Regions from separate parts of the Homo sapiens genome. Here all the other regions are linked to region 2. Evidence: chromatin loops called from intact Hi-C (ENCODE). Cell type or tissue: endothelial cell of umbilical vein. All regions are shown on one strand.

Region 1 (4,000 bases), 610 kb after region 2:
ATGCCATTTCTTTCATTTCCACTGCTATGTGTCTGGGTTTTCTAAGGCAATGTAACTACTGAACATGTTCAAGTTTAAAAAACTATACTTCTCTCAGTGCCGTTCCACCCACAAACAAAGAAGAATCAGATCAGACCAACAACATAAAACTTCTAATGAATATGTATGACTGTAGGAACATGAAATTCAGTCATTATTAAGTACTTGCTATACTTGACTACACACCAATTGAAATGTGTCAAAGAATTCCCTGTAAATAAAATCTCAGCATGTTTTCTAAGAAGCTTTCTGTTTGGGGAATTCAAAAATGGGCACTAATGACTTTTGAGCAGTGCTTTCCAGGAGGTCAAAGGCCTGTTTCCTCATACATAATGGTCATAGCACTCTTTTTGTGATTTAACAATCTACACACTTTTATAAATAAATATTATGTTTCATTTAGTACTTTATCATCCATAATATCTTACTCTCTAATCCACATAATGGAGTTGTGCCAGACTCCAAACTGAACATAATATTTATATATACATATATATTTATATATATACACACATACATAAACTATAAACCTGAATATCTTAGCATACAAAACTTATCTAACAACTAATAATTTAGGATTCCTTTGAGAGGGAGGGGTTAGAAGAAACTCTTCTTAGTCTTTGAAATAGTCCTGACAGTAAGCAATAAACAACATTATTAATTTCTGGGTTCTCATTTATTCAAGTGAAAGACAAATAAAATAAAATTCACTTCTGAGCCACTAGAAATTTTGAAATCATAAAGGATTATTGGGAAATGAGTAGTCTTTAAGAACAATTTAGTGTTATCTAAGTAAAGTGGATTTTGGTAAGATACAGAGAAAAATCTATGCATAAATAAATTCTTGTTTCATTGAGCAACTATAATCGCTAAGTGGGTCTTTTTAAGTATCTCAGGAATGTTTTTAAAATATTAATAGTGAATAAATTAGATTGAGGATAGGACCAATCTTTTCCAAAGCAACCAAATATAATAAGGAAGAAGTTTGAAGACTATTTTAATTTCTTCCCATCCTTCATTGGAACCAACACCTCCCTAGAAATCTAGCTTAATTTCAAATCATCACCTCCTCACAAAATATTCTGATTTGACGTTATCCACGTTCAAGTATTTACCAAAAAGAAAACATAATTTTATCTACAAGGTAAGCCCAACCTCACTTAAATTTAGGAAAAACCCAAGAAACAAAAACATGACCCACTTAACTGGCATAAATGTTTACCTGTTGTTTTGTAGATGATCTGTTTAGAGGCACTGAAGTTTCTCTTCAAGGCTCAGATGATTAGTCACACTTAGTTCTAACCATATATTCCTTCTAGGCTATCCCTAAGAATATAACTGACACAAGAGAAAGGAACCTTTACATTATTATTGAGGTTATTTTTAATATCAATTGAAGCAGCGTTCTGATTACAGTTCTACTTGTTTTCTAACTGTTTTCACTCTTTAAAAACACAATTTTTTTTTTTTCAATTTCAAGGATTACGAAATTCTTCTGTCTTAGTTACAAACAAAATGCAGCTATGAAGCACTGGGAAGTAAATGCAAAATATAGAAAGAATCTTCATGATTCTCCCAAACTGTAAGCACAGCTCACAAAGTCTCATTGCTTTAGAATGTTTTCTGGATGAACAAGTTACCAGCTGCAAACCGACTTCAGAAGTGAGGAAAATGTTTTCTCATGTTTCATGTAGCTGTCAAATTTTCAAAAATCCTCCATCCTTCAATCACCCAGTGGGGAAAATGTGTTATAAAACACTGCCCCCTGGAGTATTCTGGGAGGAATGTCTTAAAAAAAAAAAAAAACAGCAAGGAGAAAGTACTTTCAAATTCTTTACTAACCACTAACAGAATTTCTAAGAAGCAAAAGAAAACCACAGAAAGGAAATGTATATGAATAAAGTTGAGCAGGATGTGTACAACTTTAAACTGTATTGTATTCATGTTGCTAAACAATATTGGCCTTCTCGATGATTTTATTCATGTTGCTCCAAAGTTAAAACCCTGTAGAACTAAGTAGGTGAAGAGATATTTTGTATAAGTGCCACAGAAGAGAAAATATAATAAATTAAATAGTGAATTGAGCATCACTAGAATAAAATAAAATGAGTAGGCATTCCTAAGATGTGAAATGATCACCTAAGATATACATGCTCCAACCATATTGATTTTAGAACAAAACACAGCAGCCCATAACAGTTTGTGGCCTCTACTAACTGTCCTCTGCTGTCCCATCTAGAGGTTATGTTTCTCTATTTTTAAAATAAAATGTAGTTAAATTAGCCTGACGGATGTTTCCTCTCTATCCCTTATCTCAGACACATACAAAACAGACAGACAATAACAAAAAGACATCATCTTTATCTGTACAAAATAAGGTATGCACACTTTTTTCTTTGTGCTTCTGAGATTGGCTCCTTTGCATATATAAGATACAAGCCATCTGCACGATCACCCTCATTTCCTATCTTTGTTGACATGTTCCTCTTACAACACAAGAGCAAATTACCTCTATTTGAAAGCACCCTGTCTTCAACACAGCTCATGACAATTTTATTTAATATTGATCCTTTGAATGAGAGATCAAAAGCATGCACAGGTCAATCCTCTGCACATTAAAAAAAAAAAAAAAAAAAAAAAAAAAAAAAAGCTTTCTTTGTGTTTAATGAAAAGGGTTTTACCATGAAAGAGATGCCTAACTCAATCAGAAACAGAAGTGGATCTGAAGAACACCTATCAACAATTACTTCTATTAGAGTCACATAAACCTTCATTTGTTCCATATTGCCTGAAGCTGCAAAAGGCCACCTGCAGGAATTCCAAATGTGGTCCTAGACAGGCGGTGTTTGTACCCAGTGCATTCACATTACCATAGCGGCCCCAAATGCAGGGATGGCCAAAGTGGTCTGAGGAGGCCAAGACGGGGTGGGGAGTATGTTTAAGATGAGTTCCGTTCTATGTCCTCCAACTTAGACTGTCTTTTGGTTCACAGAGTGCAACAATATTTTACCAATGGAAAAACAAGTATTTTAATTTACCTTCCAGCAGAGTTCCTGGGAAGAATTTTGTTGTTATTATTTAAACTATAATACTATAACCCTTAAACCATCCACATTATCTGTTTTATTTTGGCAAAATGAAAGCATCTTAAAAAAAAAAAAAGGCAATCACAAAATACAGGGCTTTCTTAGAAAGCAACATGCATCATATCTTGAACAAGTTACCCAAGCGGTTTCTCCGTCCTACAAACAGACATGGATCAATCTCTCCTTCTGGGAGCTTCTCTGTCTTTGCCCAGGTCGCTCCCTGAGAGGTGAGGTCTGAACCCACTGGGAAGCAGGACGATGTTCAAGGCTTGTACTGTGGATGCTTATTTGATGTCTTTTGCTCTGCCCACAAACAGAAGAGTACCTGTTGGCTTTCTGCAGAGATGCTTACTTTTCCTCTCCTATCAGAGTTTAATGTCCTGGGACTCTGACATTTTGGCAAGTGTTTTCTTAACCCGCAGGGCTGTCAGCCTTGATGCAGGATTGTGAGCCCAGCATTCTGTCATGAGTTTTCCCATCTGCCTTAGACACTGAGGAAGAGAAATGTTAGAAAAATGTATCATCTGCAAGGCTGGCACCTGTTACAATGTAGCTTTTTAGTTTTAGGTTCATTAAGTTTGAATATATTTTTAAAAGGTACCCTTAAAACCATGTAGAAGTAAAATTCTGTAAGCTTTTTTCATGCAAAATTATATATGACTAAAACAGATGTTCATGTCTTCTTTGTGATAGAAACAAGCAGGTGGTTCTGCTGATTGTAGAAAGGTGTCTTTGAAATTAGTGTTAAGCAAACATAAAAATACCCAGGGAGTCTGTATTCCACTCAATACTCCCAGATTGTTTATAACACTTGATAAGTTTTAATCTTTTATCTAATTCCATACTATGCAAACAAACACAGTTATTCCTAAATC
Region 2 (4,000 bases):
GCCCATAGTGGCAAGGATTGCCAGAACTCAGATTCCTACCTCTGGGATGGACTACTGGCCTCTGTCCAGGGCTGGTCCAACTGTTCCCTCCAAGCATGCTGGCTGAGTTCTGCCCCATTTTGCTTTCCACCATGACAGGGAAGCTCCAAGTTCCAGTGCAGTCACGCAATCAGTGCACTCTCCCTCCCTTGAGTGCACCGATTCTCTCTCTCTGCAAAATATGGCCACTGTTGGGGAGTGGAAGGGCATGGTGGAGGCCATTTAGGACTGTCTTTTATAACCTCTCCAGTGCCTTCTTCCTTATCATGATGTTAAAACCAGGTACTGTGATCACTCACCTGATTTTTGGTTCTTATGAGGGTGCTTTTTTTGTGTGGATACTTGTTCAATTTGATGTTCATACAGGGTTGGGGGACAATCATTGGAGGTTTCTCTTCAGCATCTTGCTGCACCTTTGTCTCCCTAATCTCCCTTGTTTCTGATAAGAAGTCATTGGCTATCTAATTGTGATTTCCTTATATCTAATAGGTCATTTTTCTCTTGATGATTTCAAGATTTTATCTTTGTCTTTGGCTTTTACTTGTAGACTATGATATGTCTAAGTTTGGTTCTCTTTTTATTTATCCTGTGTAGAGTTTATTGAGCTTTTTGAATGTGTAGATTAATTTTTATCAATTTTGGGATATTTCAGCCAATATTTCTTCAAATATTTTTGTGCCCTTTTCTTTTTCTCCTCTCATTCTTAAACTCCCATTACATATATATTGGTACACTTAATGGTTTTCCAAGGTCTCTGAAGTTCTATTAACTTGTTTGCATTCTTTTTATTTTTATTATTCAGATTAATAATCTCTATTGGTATATCTTTGGATTTCCAATTCTTTCTTTTGCTGGCTCCAGTTTGCTGTTGAGTCTTTATAATGATTTTTAAAATTTAAGCTATTAGGCTTTCAACACCAGAATTTCCACTCTCAAGTTGAGTAATTGTTATAACAATTTTTTTTAATTCTTTCAATGTGATTTCCTTTAGTTCACTGAACATTTTTTACAACAGTTGTTTGAATTTTTGTCTTCTCTCACGAAAATCTAGATCTCTTAAGAAACTATTGCTTTTGATTGCCTTTTTTCCTGTATATGGGTCACACCTTCCAGTGTCTTTGTCTGTTTAATAATTTTTGTTAAATGGCCTGGCATGGTTGCTCATGCCCATGATCCCAGCACTTGGGAGGCCAAGGTGGGCGGATCACTTGAGGTCAGGAGTTCAAGACCAACCTGGCCAAGGTGGTGAAACCCTATCTCTACTAAAAATACAAAAAATTAGCCAGGCATGGTGGTGTGAACCTGTAATCCCAACTACTCAGAAGGCTGAGGCAGGAGAGTTGCAGGAACCTGGCAGGCAGAGGTTGCAGTGAGCTGAGATCGCACCACTGCACTCCAGCCTGGGCAACAGAGCAAAACTCTGTCTCAAATAATAATAATAATAAATTTTCTTAAGAATTGGTCATTTTAGGCTATACGTACAATCAACTCTGGATTCTGAATCCCCCTCAGGGATTGTTATTGTTCTTTTTTTTCTTTTGTTTGTTTAGTGACTATTTTGGACTGATTCTATAGAGTCAATTCTGTAGTGTATTGCTGATACCTCTATTCATGTTTTTGTTATCGTTGTCATCCTCATTTTTATTTTTAAAACTAGATTTCCTGGGGTCACATCTGGGTCCATATAGCTAATTATTCAGTCAGTGATTGGTCAGAAGTTATGCTTGAATGCCTTGAGCTATTATACCTTCTAACTTTTGCTGATGAATGTTTGGAGAATGCATACAATGTTTAGATATACAGTGTTTAGCTGACGTTCAAGTGTTCTCATGCATTGCCTTTCTGTGAGTACAAGTTCGGTCTATGTAGTCATCCTCTCTGGTCTCTCCCCAGCATGTATGCAGCCTTTCTGACTACCAGGTATACATGGCACATATCAAGTTCTTCTATAACTAACTTATTCCCCAACTCTTCCTGTAAAGTTTCTAGATGATCTGCAGATCTAGTGTATTCCCCGTGTGTATCACAATCTCAGAGTAACTGCAATGTTAGCCTTCCCTGATTTTTGCCACCAAGGTCAAATTGTGTTTGATAGCACTTTCACGGTGAGTTTTTTCATGCTCCAAATCAAGTCATCTCTCCAGCATAGGACCATTGTCTTCACAGTCTACCTTATCCTGGTAGAACTAGAATACCACAAATCTGGTCTGGGGATGATTTGAGTTGCCCCAGGCTACAATGCCACATACTCTATTACAGTGCTTACAATGAGTCATTTTTCTTGAATAAATACTTCTCTTCCTGTTTTTATGCATTTGGCAAATATCCAAACTTCCAAACTTTTGGGGAAGATTTAGTCTTTTTTTTTTTTGAAGATGTAGTCATTGTATTTGGGGAAAAGAATTTTCAGAATTCCTCATTCAGATATTCTGGAATTCCCAGCTCTAAATATTAAGTTTAATAAACTCTTTGAACATAGAGGCTGAGAGGCTGATCTTTTCTCAATGTCTCTGCAGTGAGGAAAATTTTTCACCCAGTTTTCTCATTGACCTTTATAATCATCACTTCTAGATATATGTAAAGATCCCTCTGGATTGTTTATTCTTTCTTTATATTTTATCCCAGATCTCTGGCATTTGATCTTCTGGGATTTCAAGTGTAAAGATTTTGTTTCATTGAGGCTTGTGGAGAAGCAGCTTTCCCAACAAATGGGGAAATGGCTGCCTGAAAATAAAGCCAACACTAGAAATATTATAAACTAATTATAGTTTCTAGTTAGATACAGAGCAACCAAGATGTAGCACACTGTTTGAGACTAAATCCAGTCATATGCAAAGCCAGAGCTAACCCTGGACATTTTAGGTAAGTTAGCTGATAAGTTCCTGGATTAGTCTGTTTTCACACTGCTGATAAAGACATACCCATGACTGAGCAATTTACAAAACAAAGAGTTTTAATGGACTTACAGTTCCACGTGGCTGGGGAAGCCTCACAATCATGGCAGAAGGTGAAAGACACATCTCATATGGTGGCAGATAAGAGAAGAGAGCTTATGCAGGGAAACTCCTGTTTTTAAAACCATCAGATCTCATGAGACTTATTCACTTTCATGAGAACAGCATAGGAAAGACCCACCTTCATGATTCAATTACCTCCCACTGGGTCCCTCTCACAACATGTGGATATTCAGGATGAGATTTGGGTGGAGACACAGATAAACCATATCAGCTCCTTTATGTTGCAAGCTAGCATGATCTGTAAAGGCTAGATTTCTGTCACTTGCAAGTTAAAAAAATCCTGATCTATTTTATATATATTATATACACACACATGTATATATAATAATACAAACTATTCTCTTTAATTTCCCTTATCACAGTTTTAATATTATATTTGTATCTGTGATAGTTTTTTCTTCTCTCAAATGATAAGCTCCAAGGAGAAAAATATGTGTTTTATCCAACATGCCTATTTCTATAAGATATTTATCATTTTTTCTGTCCAGCTTCCAATACCCCTGCCTACTTTATTGAATGATGCACTGTGCCATCTTACACAGAGTCCTATGGAAACTGAAAGAGGCTGGGGCAAATTCTCCCTCTTCCTGCCCTCCAAAAACCAGGGTGAAACATGTGCCCTGGGTTTGGCCAGTTAGACATTTGTATTCTCATCTTTGAATTTTGCTTTAGTGACACAGAAACAGAGAGTTAGAATCTAATTCACAGCATCAACAATGATGTTTCTCAGGAATTCCAACATCATCCTGACCAAAATCTTATTGTTTACATGTTAGCTCTCAAGCAACCTGGGTTAATCTTATTATCTTTCAGTCTCACTACTGCAACTTCCAGGCTGTTTATTCTGTGTACCCCTGCTGCATTTCCGGAAAATTTCCTTTTTCTCTTAGACAGACAAATTTTGTTAGCGTTGCCTGCCTCCAGAAAACCTGACCAATAAATCA
Region 3 (4,000 bases), 60 kb after region 2:
TTATCTTTAAAGAAATTTCATTATATGCAGAAATTTAAGAATTATTAAATAAGTAGAAGTGCATCAAATCAAAAAGCAACCTATGGAATGGGAGAAAATATTTGAAACCATATATCCAATAAGAGGTTAGTATCCAATGTATGTAAGAAATTCGTACAACTGAATAGCAAAAACTCAGTCCAATTAAAAATGAGCAAAAGACGTGAATAGACGACTTTATAAAGAAGAACATACAAAAGGCCAAGAGTTGTATGAAAACACGCTCAACATCACTAATAATCAGGGAAATGCAAATTAAAACCACAATGAGATAGCACCTGACACCTGTTGGGATAGGTGTTATCAAAAAGTAAGAAGATAAAGAGTGTTACTAAAGATGTGGAGAAAAGGGAACCATTATATATTGTTGGTGGGATTGTAAATTAGTACAGCCATTATGGAAAACTATATAGAGATTCCTCAAAAACTTAAAAATACAACTACCATATGATCCAGAAATCCCACTACAGGATATAAATCCAAAGGAAATGAAATCACAATCTTGAAGAGACACCTGCACTCACATGTTCATTGTGGCATCATTCATCATAGCTAAGATATGGAAGCAACTTAAGTATCCATCAGTAGGTGAATGGACAAAGATGAGATACATAAATGCAATGCAATATAAGCCTTAAAAATGAAAGAAATCCTGCCATTTGTGACAACATGGATAAACCTGAGGACATTATGCTAAGCAAAATAAGTCAGCCATAGAGTGACAAATACCATGTGATCTCACTTATGGGTAGAATTCATAAAGTTGAACTCAGAGAAACCAAGAATAGAAAGGTGGTTAACAGATGTTGAGGGGTTGGGGGAATGGGAGTGATGTTCATCAAAGGGGACTAACATACAGCATGGTGACTATAGTTAATAATATTATATACTTGAAGTTTACTAAGGCAGTAGATTATACATATTCTCATCAAAGGTAACTTTATAAGGTGATGAATATGTTAATTAGCTTGATTTTGATAATCATTTCTTAATAATATATAGCAAAACATCACAGCATATACCTTAAATATAAAAATAAGTAAAGTGCACAAATATAGTGAGAAATAAACTATAAGGCAAAACACATTTGCAAAGGGGCATTTTTATTACATTAAATCCAAATCCTTCTCAAATTAATTTTAAAAATTGAACAAAACCTTCTTGAGATAAAAGTCTGTTAAGTCTACTATATTTCAAAAAATATCTCTTTCTTATCCCAGAATAAACTCTTTCAGCTTCAAAATATATACAATAAAGACAAAATTATCACAAATAGTGCCATCAAGTAAAAATACTATTATTGAAATTTTGGAGTGTTTCCTTTTATGTATTCTTTATTCAAAAATACCTGTTTTATGTAGTTTTGGTTTTATTATAGAAACTATTTCATAAACCACCTTTTTCATAAAACCGTAAGAATTTCTCATATCATTTAAACTCTTCAAAAAAATTACACTTAATTTCTGCATAGTATTTTATAAAAGGGAACACTTCTTTCCACTTACAGCATTTTATACAGTAAGTGGAGCAATTTTCCAAAACACTCATGTCATTTTGAAACACCCCTTACTCTTCCCCATGGAGATGGAACCAATTACCAGGCTTGCGCCCTCATTCATTCATGTCTTCCTTCTTTCAGTCAACAAGTATACTTTAAGGACCTGTAACAAGTCAAGAACTGTTTCAAAGCTGAGGAGGAAGTAATGAAAACAGAAAAACATCTTAATCTCACATTGCTGGCATTTGAGGTGGGTTTAGGGTAGCAAGATGAAATATACAAAATAGGTAAGTAAAATATGGTAGGATGGATGATGTCAAGTTCTAAGGAGACAAATAAAGCAGGTTAGGGGGATGTGAATCCCAGGAATTGCTGTTTCAGATAGGGCTTTTAGATCAGTTTCCTAGGGCTGCCATAACAAAGTGCCACAAATTGCATGTTTTAAAACAGAAATTTATTGTCCGACAGTTCTGGAGGCCAGAATCTGAAATCAAGGTGTCAGCAGGATCATGTTTCCTCTAAAAACTCTAAGAAAATTCTTCCTTACCTCATCCTAGCTTCTGGTGGTTTGCTGGCAATCTTTCATATTCCTTGGCTTGCAGTAGCATAATTTCACCTTCATTGTCCCATGCAAGGTGCTGTCTCTGTGTGTCTGTATTCACATGGTCAGTTTCTTACAAGGGCCAGTCATATTGACATAGGGACCCACCCTAATGCAGTACAACCTCATCTTAACTAATTATACCTGCAGTTATCCTATTCCCAAATAAGATTACATTCTGAGCTGTTGAGGATTACGACTTCAACGTATCTTTTTTTGGGCAGAGTTCAACCCATAGCAGCTGCCAGGAGAGCTCTCATGAAAAAAACCAACTTTTAAATAATAGCCCCAACAAACATGAGAGGATGAGTCATGGGGATATGTTGGGAAAGAATGTTCCGGGCAGAGAAAATAGGAAATGCAAAAGTCCTCAAGCAAACGTATTCCTGGTATGTGCAAAAAACAATGTAGGCTAGAATGACTGAAGCAGAATAAGAAAGGAGGAGAGTGGTAGGTCACTGGGTCAGGAACTAACAAGGGCCCAGATGGCCTGCCTTTTAGGCTATGGTAAGAACTTTAGTTTTTACCATCATATAGATAAAAAGTCATATTCACAGATGAACAACACAATCTGACTTAGTTTCTAACAGAATCACTATGTTGGTATTAGATTGAATAGTCCAAGGAGTAATGAAAGGAACCCAGTTGGGAAGTAATAGCAAAATGCCCAGGTGAGAGATGATTGTGAGGGAACCAGAATATTAGCAGAGGATTTGGTGAGGGGTGATCAGATTCTGAATGTGTGCTGGTAGTAAAATCTATTAGAAATGGGTGCATTGATGATGCTGAAGAGACATCCTAAAGTAGATGAGAAGATGGCATTCAGTACACAAGCTCAAGAATCGGCCTTTGCTAAGAGCATGGCTGTTGGGTGACTGCCATTACCCACATTCTCAAGTGGGTAAAGGTAATCAATGAAGATCCAGAGGGCAGGTTTTGGTCCTTTTCTTCTTCCCTCATGTCTTAGTCGGCTCAGGCTGCCACAACAAATACCACAGACTAGATGAATTAAACGCAAAACATATATTTCTTATAGTTCTGGAGACTGGAAATCCAAAAGCAAGGTGTTAGTGAGGTTAATTTCATTCTGAGACATTTCCTCCTGGCCTTTAGGCACCTGCTATCTCACCATGTGTTCATGTGACTTCTTATTTGTGTGCAAGCAATGGAAGAGCACTCTGGAGTCACTTCTTAGAAGGACACTAATCCTATCAGATCAGGGCCCCACCCTTAGGGCATCATTTAACATTAATTTTTTCCTTAGAGGCTCAATGTCCAAATGTAGCCATACTGAAGGTTAGGAATTCAATATATGAATTGCAAGGGACATAAACATTCAGTCCATAACACCTCTCAATCCAGATTGTTGAGAAATAGTGATCTGAATTCGTACATCTGCCCTTCAGATTCAGTCTTCCACATAAGAGAAAGAAGTTTCTAGTCTAGCCTTTCTGGCTGTCATATAAAGCCAAACTAAGTTTTATCAGTTATAAAGGTGATATTTATTTTTATATAGACTGACATTTTAGCTTTGATATATTCCATTGAGTGGATATACCATATTAACTATCTCTCTGTTATTGGAAATTTTGTTTTTTCTAATCTTTATTCATTAATCAAAAAGGTTTTATAACTTTCCTTACACATATCTTACATATTTCCTGTTAAATTTAGTTCACAGTGGTGGCTTATGCTTGTAATACCAGCACTTTGAGAGGCAGAGGTGGGAGAATCACATAAGGCCAGGAGTTTGAGACCAGCCTGGGAAACATAATGAAACCCCATCTCTAAAAGAAAATTAAAAATTAGCAGATGTGGTAGCTTACATTGTAGTCCCAGCTACTTAGTGAGCTGACGTGGGA

What was found. Peaks named below come from ENCODE experiments on the same cell type or tissue, not always from the same donor. Only the 100,000 strongest peaks of a DNase experiment are listed, where the experiment ranks them.
Region 1: a loop joins it to region 2, with 3 times the contacts of the local background. A loop is called at or near these places in 1 of 110 quality-filtered maps.
Region 3: a loop joins it to region 2, with 4 times the contacts of the local background. A loop is called at or near these places in 1 of 110 quality-filtered maps.

What each region holds. Positions count from the first base shown.
Region 1 is chr4:95,154,164-95,158,163 of GRCh38, reverse strand. It overlaps BMPR1B (bone morphogenetic protein receptor type 1B), which reads right to left. Exons shown (of 13, transcript NM_001203.3): 13 at 1-3,616. The coding sequence ends at 3,491. Among named protein-coding and RNA genes, the nearest start is that of UNC5C, 390 kb to the left of the region's middle. In endothelial cell of umbilical vein, a CTCF peak has its summit at 1,834 (motif pointing left); a DNase peak (open chromatin) is centred at 1,783.
Region 2 is chr4:95,759,949-95,763,948 of GRCh38, reverse strand. No RefSeq gene overlaps it. Among named protein-coding and RNA genes, the nearest start is that of PDHA2, 78 kb to the left of the region's middle. In endothelial cell of umbilical vein, no CTCF peak of the experiment used is centred here; a DNase peak (open chromatin) is centred at 2,388; H3K27ac peaks cover 832 bases.
Region 3 is chr4:95,700,170-95,704,169 of GRCh38, reverse strand. No RefSeq gene overlaps it. Among named protein-coding and RNA genes, the nearest start is that of PDHA2, 140 kb to the left of the region's middle. In endothelial cell of umbilical vein, no CTCF peak of the experiment used is centred here; a DNase peak (open chromatin) is centred at 2,459; H3K27ac peaks cover 1,571 bases.